2 separate regions of the Homo sapiens genome follow, and region 2 is linked to region 1. A link is an interaction called in ENCODE POLR2A ChIA-PET data of the cell type or tissue named here. Cell type or tissue: PC-9. All regions are shown on one strand. Links, peaks and the distances in the headings refer to the core of each region. The heading gives the core; the rest is flanking DNA. Region 1 has its middle 7.5 kb from the start of MIR4472-2. Region 2 overlaps MED13L (mediator complex subunit 13L).

Region 1 (4,393 bases), core at 122-4,121:
TTTTCACCTTTGTGTAGTCTATTCAAGAATGTGGAGCTGAGCACGGTGGTTCATACCTGTAATTCCAACACTCTGGGAAGCTGAGGCAGGTGGATTGCTTGAGTCTAGGAGTTCGAGACCAGCTTGGGCAACATGGCAAAACCCCATCTCTACAAAAAATACAAAATAAGTCAGGGTTTGGTGGCTCACGCCTGTAATCCCAGCACTTTGGGAGGCCAAGGTGGGTGGATCACCTGAGACCAGGAGTTCAAGACCAGCCTGGCCAACGTGGTGAAACCCTATCTTTACTAAAAATACAAAAATTAGCCAGGCATGGTGGCATGGTGCCTATAGTCCCAGCTACTGGGGAGGCTGAGGCAGAAGAATTGCTTGAACCCGGGAGGCGGAGGTTGCAATGAGCCAAGCTCAAGCCACTGCACTCCAGCCTGGGGACAAAGTGAGACCCTGTCTCAAAGAAAAAAAAAGAATATGGGCCACAGAGTGTTAGTGTTCTTTGAATTCTTTATTAATTTCTGCCCTCGCTTGGTCCCCATGTTCAATACATTTCAAGGACACTGTAGACGGAAGACTCAACCCACACTTACTGAGCACTCATCACAAGCTGGGCTCCTTCATGTTCTGGAATAGGAGTCAGCCATCTACAGCCCATGGGCCAAATCTGGCCCACCACTTGTTTTTGTTAATAAAGTTTTATTGGCACACAGCCACATCTATTCATTTACATATTGTCTATGCTGCTTTCATGCTACAACAGCAGTTAAGTAGTTGCAACTGTATGACCTTTGACACTGAAAATAATTTACCTTTTGACTCTTTTTGAAAAAACTGTGTTTGCAGATGTAATTAAGCTTAAGTATTATCTCAAGATGAGATCACCCTGGATTGACTGAGTGGGCCCTAAATGCAATGACAAGTAACATTTTAGGAGCCACACAGAAGAGAGATACAGAGGCTGGAAGAGGCAAGGAAGGGTCCTCCTCTAGAGACTTCATTACAACATTAGAGAACTCATTATGGCAGTCACAAGAAACTAACACTCTCCCTTCCCCAGCTTCCCTTGCAGCTAGGGCACAGGCACATGACTTGGCTCCACCAATCAGGTGCACTTTCCCAGATTAAATGAGACACTAATTGTGGAGGAAATAGAAACTGTACATCTCAGTGCTAACTGGGAGTAGTAGCAGCCCAGCAGCTACATGGCATTTTCAGAGATGTCAGTGGCTGCAGTTTTAGTGGCACTGACTGGTGTCCAGAATTGTTGGCTATAAGGGAGGATATAACTGTGTCTGTGACAGAGGGAACAGCAGTAGCATCTTCACTTATTGGACGACTTCTGGGGCAATGTGGGAGTTACTCCTGAATGCACAAACTAACTCCAAATCCAATTTGCCTGCTGGAAATTCTGCAAGCTACCCCATATCCTTTGGGTATATATTTTTCCTAATAAAATTAGTCAGCATTGGTATCTGTTGTCTTCAGGGGCGTGCTGGAGTCAGCTCCTACCAGCTCAGGAGAAGGTTTGCACCCCTTCCCAATTCAATTTTCAGTGACATCATGTTGGTCACTTAAAATCAGCCAAGATGGGTGTAGTTTCACCACGGAAATTGGCAACTGCTACAAATCAGGGCTTTTTTTGTTTTGGAAGAGTCTATTTATCAGCATACCATGGATTGTTTACAACTCAAAACTCTGATTGATAGCCATAGGATATCTCATTTCATCTTTGTATCCAGCCGATAAGAAAGAGTTTACAATCACCTTTCTACAGATGAGGAAACTAAAAGAGATGAAATGATTCTTCAAAGTCATAAACCTATGAGGTAATAAATCAGGGAAGGGAACTTCTGACTTCACATCCTCTAAATAAAAAATAAGGCTAATGACCACTTTTTTTTTTTTTTGAAAGTGAAGATTTAAAGACAGGTTGCATTAAAACAAACAAACAACAAAACCCACACAAACTTAAACAACAGCCAGGGGCCACTGTCCAATCTAATCCCATTCAAATCACCCAGTGTCATTTGCAGAAAAGTGGCAGGTCAGAGCTTCAGGATGAGGCATTTAGATGGGATTTGAAGCACAGTCTGTTTTACAGTTAAAACTCCCTTGATGCTTCCAATGAAGAAAGAGGCAGCCTTCCACATTTGGAGGGGAATACATCACTGATGCCATTAACAGGCTTAAGGGGGGCAGGCAGTCTCACCTTGATGCTCTAAGAGTCCAGGGCTTGCTCTGTGGGCACTGGAAGATTTACCATTAGCAGGGCATGTCAAGAGCCTCTGAACCTCATCTCGGGGAGAGAGATTTATAATGCCTCCACAGCTGTTTGAGCACAGCTCCAGCTAGATCTGTCCCATGTTCTGGGCAGTGAGGCTTCCTGTGTGAAGACACATTCTCCTTCCTGCCTACTCAGCCTGGGAGCCTGGACCTTGGGAACAACAGAAGGAATCCTATGGGTGTTCCTCTGCTAGAATCACACGGCTCTGTCCCCTTCCCTTCTCCGGGATGTGCAGGTGCTCTCTTCTGGCAGCAGATGCGATTTCCTGGCCACTGCCCAGAAAGCAAGCAGGTGTCCCAGCGTTGGCAGCACGCTTCCATCCATCCTCGTCCTCCCAGGAGATGCAGGGGGCTCTGGGATGTGTCTGGGGTGGAAACATCTTGGAGTGAGAGGCTTGCACCAGCTGCAGGCATTTAAGAAGCCAGCTGCAGGGGGCCGGCAGGTTCCAGGCAGATCCTTCCAGGAATAGAGACAATTACCTTTTCTGTTTTATGAAACCTACTATGTGTTCTACATACATTCGTCGGATCTTTAGAACAGCCCTGCTGGGCATGCATTATTCCCTCATTTTTCTTTTTCTTCCTTTCTTTTTTTTTTTTTTTTTTTTTTTTTTTGAGACAAAGTCTTGCTCTGTCACCCAGGCTGGAGTGCAGTGGTGCCATCTGGGCTCACCGTAACCTCAGCCTCCCAGATTCAAGCCATTCTCGTGCCTCAGCCTCCCGAGTAGCTGGGATTACAGACGTGCACCACCACACCCAGCTAATTTTTGTATTTTTAGTAGAGACGGGGTTTCACCATGTTGGACAGGCTGGTCTTGAACTCCTGACCTTAAGTAATCTGCCCGCCTTGGCCTCCCAAAGTTCTGGGATTACAGGCATGAGCGACTCCACCTGACCTATTCCCCCACTTCTCTGATGAGGAAAAAGAGGCCTGGAGAGGTTAAGAAGTCTACCCCAAATCCACCACTCACTAGTGTCAGAGCTGGGCTTTGAACCCAGGGCTTTATGACTCCCATGCTTGGGTGGTGTATAGGGTGGCACAGTGTTCTGCTGCCCCACTCCACTCCAATTCATGTTCATCCCTGATGAATGCAACATTATTTGGAAATAAGGCCTAGATGTAATTAGTTCAGATGAGATCCTACTGGATTAGGGTGGGCCCTAAATCCAATTTGGTGTCTTTTTTTTTTTTTTTTTTTTTGAGGCTGAGTCTTGATTTATCGTCCAGGCTGGAATGCAATGGCGCGATCTCGGCTCACTGCAACATCCGCCTCCTGGGTTCCAGCAGTTCTCCCAGCTCAGCCTCCGGAGTAGCTGGGATTACAGGCATGCACCACCATGCCTGACTAATATTTGTATTTTTTAGCAGAGGCACGGTTTCCTCAGGTTGGCCAGGTTGTTCTCAAACTCTTGACCTCAGGTGATCCACCCATCTTAGCCTCCCAAAGTGCTGGGATTACAGGCGTGAGCCACCGTGCCCGGCCACACATCCATGGTCCATGTTTCTTTCTTTCTTTTTTTGTTTGAGACGAAGTTTCGCTCTTGTTACCCAGGCTGGAGCACAATGGCGCGATCTTGGCTCACTGCAAACTCCACCTCCCAGGTTCAAGAGATTCCCCTGCCTCAGCCTCCCGAGTAGCTGGAATTACAGGCACCCGCCACCACGCCCGGCTAATTTTTGTATATTGAGTAGAGATGGTCAACCATGTTGACCAGGCTGGTCTTGAACTTCTGACCTCAGGTGATCCGCCCTCCTTGGCCTCCCAAAGTGCTGGGATTACAGGCGTGAGCCACAGCACCCGGCCCCCTACCGCATGTCCATGTTTCTAAACGCAGTTCTCTTTCCAGGACACCCTCCCAATGGACAACTCAGCAATGTTTTTCTTCTTCTATTGTTTTGTTTCTGGGCTTAGAAAGCCTGTCACTGTCATCCTGTGTCTCTGAGGACCACCATGGCAGGTCCCTCGAGACTCTGTGGGTGGGTCTACTCTCCCTGGAGGCCCAGCTGCCAGGGAAGCTCCCTAGAGGAGCACGCCACCCTCTGCTTGTTGCCTGAGAGGCGTCTCCTGGGGGCCTGCGATCAGAAGACATTCGCCTCCTCCACTTGGATCCTTCT
Region 2 (4,393 bases), core at 241-4,240, 160 kb after region 1:
CAGTTCTGGAGTGCTCTTTGAACTTTAAATAGCAGTTCTATTAACACTTTGAGATTTGTCTCAGGGAATGTCAGGAATAGTACTTAATAAATATATTTTTCTTCTTAAAGACTAAATCATGTTTTAGTTTGACACACATGTCACAACCCTTACTGTGTTTTGAACAGAGAGAACTCAGCTACTGGCTAATTTCTATTTTCTGTTTAATAATGTGGCAGTATCTAAAAATATTGTTTAGGCTTGTTGAAGGAAGGAAAGCCCTCCCACGAATCTGTAGCGTTTGTATTAGTCATGTTGAATATGAATAGTGTCTTAAGTTGTATCTAGAGGTTTAGAATTTTACATGTAGGTGGTCTCCTGTGTTCTAAAATACTAGAAAAAGTTAATTTGTAAGTTTGTTTTCACAAAAAAACTCCCATCTCTTGCTACAAATGATGGTTAGCCTATTTACCTTGTATATTGTACTTAATTAGGTCTATTATAAAACTCAAATGCTATTTATAGCAGCATTTTTGTGGGAATAAACTTATGCTTAGTGTTCTCATGTAGGGTGTCAGGAGCACCTTTTCTCTGACTTATAGTCCTGGCAGTCAGAGCGGGAGCTATAGCTCCTCTTCTAGGCCAAGGAGAGGATTGCTGTGTGGAAGAGTGTGGAGAGGTGAGGATGGCTCCCTGTGGGAAGAGCAGCAGTTTTGAAGGCAGGTTTTCCTTTCCCTGCTTGTGGGCACCCACTGCTGCTTTCTCTTTGCTGATACTAGTGGCAGGTTCTGTGATGTCATCAGGAAAAGATTCTGTATTTCTTTGCATTTTAGCACTTCCCTTCTCTTTCCTCTCCTCCTTCACTCAGCCCTGGAGACAAGCTTTCTGCTGGCTATTACGTTTGCTAAATGAGGACTTCTGAGATCCAATGGGATGAAAAGGGAATTAGGGCTGAGATTGGACGGGGTAGCCAGTAAACAAATACTTAGAAATGTTAATGTTTTGTACGCTATGTTTGAGAAATTTGAGACATGTATTTTGGAATAATGTACATCAGAAATTATTAAAATCTAGCTTGGGTTAACAAAAGGGCTAGACTGATATGCGGAAAAAAGATCTGCATGCACTATTTAATTTCTGCAGAGGGAGAGTGACATGGACCGCATAATATCTGATAATACTTTGTAGCCAGAGAAACCTGAAAGGGGAGTAATAAAACTGGATGTTGAAGGAATGGATGGATGTGGCTTGCTAGAGAAGAAGGGGAAGGGCATTCTTTGGAAGCTTGACAATTTTTAGTCTTTATTCTTGAGGATCTTTATTGAGGTGGTATGTAGGAGAACACTTCTAATTTATGGTCCTGGTTCTTGGCTTTCTTTTAAAAAACAGTACAAAGACTTATTGAAATTGAATTTTTATTAGGTGGAAAATTTGAAGTGTGGGCAGGCCAATTTAGATTAAGAAATGATGTTAAAATAATTTTCAGTTTTCTAAAATCAGTTCTGAACTTTAAAAAAAGTGCTATATTACGCAAAATGCTAATGACTAAAGTGACAAATATTTCAGAAACTGGACAGACGTGAATCTCAAATGAGCAGATGGGATATGAAACTAAAACGGGAGATAATCCAAGACGATATAGAAACTATTATGAGAAGTGAATTGAGGAAAAACAAGTGTGTTAAATGGTATTACATTTAATAATGTGTTTAAAAGCCTTTCTAGGACTGCTGTCTTACACAGACAAATTAGAATTGTTGAACTGTGTAACCCTTCATTGTTTAAATTCTGTGCATTGAAAACAAATTCGATTTTGGTTTAAGATTACTTCTTATGAAGCCTAGGCTTTTAAGTTGTGAAGGTATAGGTTATATGTGCTTTAAATAGACAATCTAATTTGCTTTCTCTGACTTAAAGGTAAAGAAATGAAATAATGGTGATTTTCAGAGACAATCGTGGTGAACCTTGAAGGGGAGAGGTGTAAGGAGTGAAAGAGAGGGAAGGTTTGCTATTTGGGCAGCTTGGTAGTTCAAATAATTACATTTGACTGTTGAGGGTAGAATCTTGGATAAGTGGGTTGAGGAGTGAATGAATGGCAAGGTAAGCCAGTACAGACACTTTTCAGTTCTATCTGTCTGTCTGTCTAATCAATCTAGAGATGGTGGTTTGATGGGCAGTGGGGTCTTGCTGTGTTACCCAGGCTGGGCTTGAACTCTGGGACTCAAGTAATCCTCTTGCCTCAGCCTCTGGAGTAGCTGGAATTTCAGGCGTGCACCATTGTGTGCAGCTTACTTTTAAGTTTGATTCAGAAGGTTGATTGTGAAGCAAGCAGGAATGGGGGAGTAGGGGAGGGTAAGAGCCTGAAAGGTAGATTTGTGTTTGTTGACTTTGGAGCATCAATAGTGGAAAGACAGAAGGAAAGATGGAAGATACAAGGAAAGTTGATAAAACAAGCCTGGCTGGAGGATGGTTATCAAAAACCCAGCCGATAGTGTTAGTGCTAGAAAAGATGAAGACACCTCTTAGAAATACAAGATGTGATGATCTAAGAAAGGAATAAGTGTGAAGGAAGTGGGAAACAATCTCAATCTTGTAACTTGAGTGTTTTTTGAGTTCAAGGATTAAAAGTAGTGAGCTTCAGGCCGAATAAACAAAATCAATTTTTAAAAATTTTAGCTAGAAATTTTCCATTTTGTTAGTTGATTGCAGCAATCATTTTATTTTTGTTACCTTCCTTTAAAGGTTTTAAAGTTACAATTTCACAAGTATAAAACTGATTTTGAACTAGACATATCAGAACTGAGATATATCTGCTGAAATGAGGAGTATTGTTCAAAGTAGGCCCCCTTGAAATGGATCAAATGATGTTGCCATTGTTTATAATTTTTTTTGTCCTTTTCCTTTGGAATTGCTTTTAGAGACAGTTTAGTTGGCTGCCCCAGAAAATCTTATTTTAAGGGTTGCCTCTTTAGTCAGTGTCTTCTCTCTTTGCAGTTTATTATTTTAGTTCTGCTTTTTGCTCTAAACTGCTGCCTAAGAGTTAACAGTTTAATACCCTTCTGATGAGGGCCTTGCTGCTGATGAGTGAAAGCCCAGGGAAAGCTCCATTTTGGGTATGTTGGCATACATACGTTGTGGATGTATGCCAGGAATTCCAGCCTTGCTTGAACCTCTGCCTTCTCAGGTTCTGAGTCTAGCGATTCAGTGTACTTTGTTTTCATACAGCTTCAGTGGAGGTGGGTTTAGCAATCCATTGATTGGCAAGACAGGATATTGGGACCAATTAAGTGGTGGTGGTATTTTTGCTTTTTGAGGATCAAGGCAAATTATCCTAAGGGTAGAGTAGAATTCTGTGTTGTGTCTTCTCTCTGTCTGACTAGCAAGAGTCAGACATCAAATTGAGGCTCATTTTAGAGCCTTGGGATATATAAATAAATGTATCCTGTTGAGATAATCTCTTAAGGTTTAAACTGAAGTTTGGTTTGTGTGATATCCAACTTCTTACCTTTGACCACTTGGTGTTGCCTTATTCATTGGAGACTGCCTAGTAAGATAGCTAGTAGCTAGCCCACACATGTTGTCTCAGTAATTTCTTCCACAGTTGGAGATTAGCACAATAGAATTTGGAATTATACTTCATAGTAGTCTGCCTGAATAGTTAGTGTGGGAGGAGGTGCAGACGACCCTTTACCTGTAGTAGGGATGTCTCTACTAGTTGTTTAGATTACAAGTTGCAGTGGCAAGTATTATTTCTGTTTTTCAATTCAGAAATATAATGAGATTTTTAGACCTTTTCTCAGTCAGTTTTACTTTTTTTGGTCTTCAGATTACATAGTTTAATTTATAATTCTTTTTTTAGTTTTTTTTACATAATAAAAGAGAATGGGAATCCTGTCAGAAAGCGTTGTGATGTAATCCTAGAGCTATAGATATTTTAGGAAAATTTAGCTACATAATAGTTATTCTAAAAAAATAAGAAAAGGTACTTCAAAAATTTTCAGATTTATGACACCTGAGCCATTTAGCATTTAGAATTTATATCAGAGCATGAATCTTCATCTTAGCAACTAAAGAGCACAAATATTTGCCTCCTGAGATACAAGTTCTTAACTAACATTTAAGTTACTAAAAACACAGTGTTCAAAGTATGTCGCTTTAACTTGAAAAGTGTAATCATCTGCACAGATTGAATCAGGTTTCATGATCCCAAATAGACTACATTCTTTAGTTGTCTACAAATTACTTGAGAGAGATATGTATGAAGATGATATTTTGTTGCTATTTGGTGATAAGGTTGTGAAACTGAGCTTTGCAACCCAGACAGATGGTGCTATTCTTGAATCTGCAAGATCCTATAACATTTAATTAAACAGCGGAATGATTCTCATGAGAATCCATAGTTTGTTATATATAA

The links. Peaks named below come from ENCODE experiments on the same cell type or tissue, not always from the same donor. Only the 100,000 strongest peaks of a DNase experiment are listed, where the experiment ranks them.
Region 2: POLR2A ChIA-PET joins it to region 1 with 5 read pairs; 11 of 35 experiments call an interaction of 5 or more read pairs at or near these places.

The regions. Positions count from the first base shown.
Region 1 is chr12:116,418,610-116,423,002 of GRCh38, reverse strand. No RefSeq gene overlaps it. Among named protein-coding and RNA genes, the nearest start is that of MIR4472-2, 7.5 kb to the left of the region's middle. In PC-9, for the core only: no CTCF peak of the experiment used is centred there; no DNase peak of the experiment used is centred there; H3K27ac peaks cover 313 bases.
Region 2 is chr12:116,262,721-116,267,113 of GRCh38, reverse strand. All of the region lies in intron 1 of MED13L (mediator complex subunit 13L), which reads left to right. Among named protein-coding and RNA genes, the nearest start is that of MED13L, 13 kb to the left of the region's middle. In PC-9, for the core only: no CTCF peak of the experiment used is centred there; no DNase peak of the experiment used is centred there; H3K27ac peaks cover 485 bases.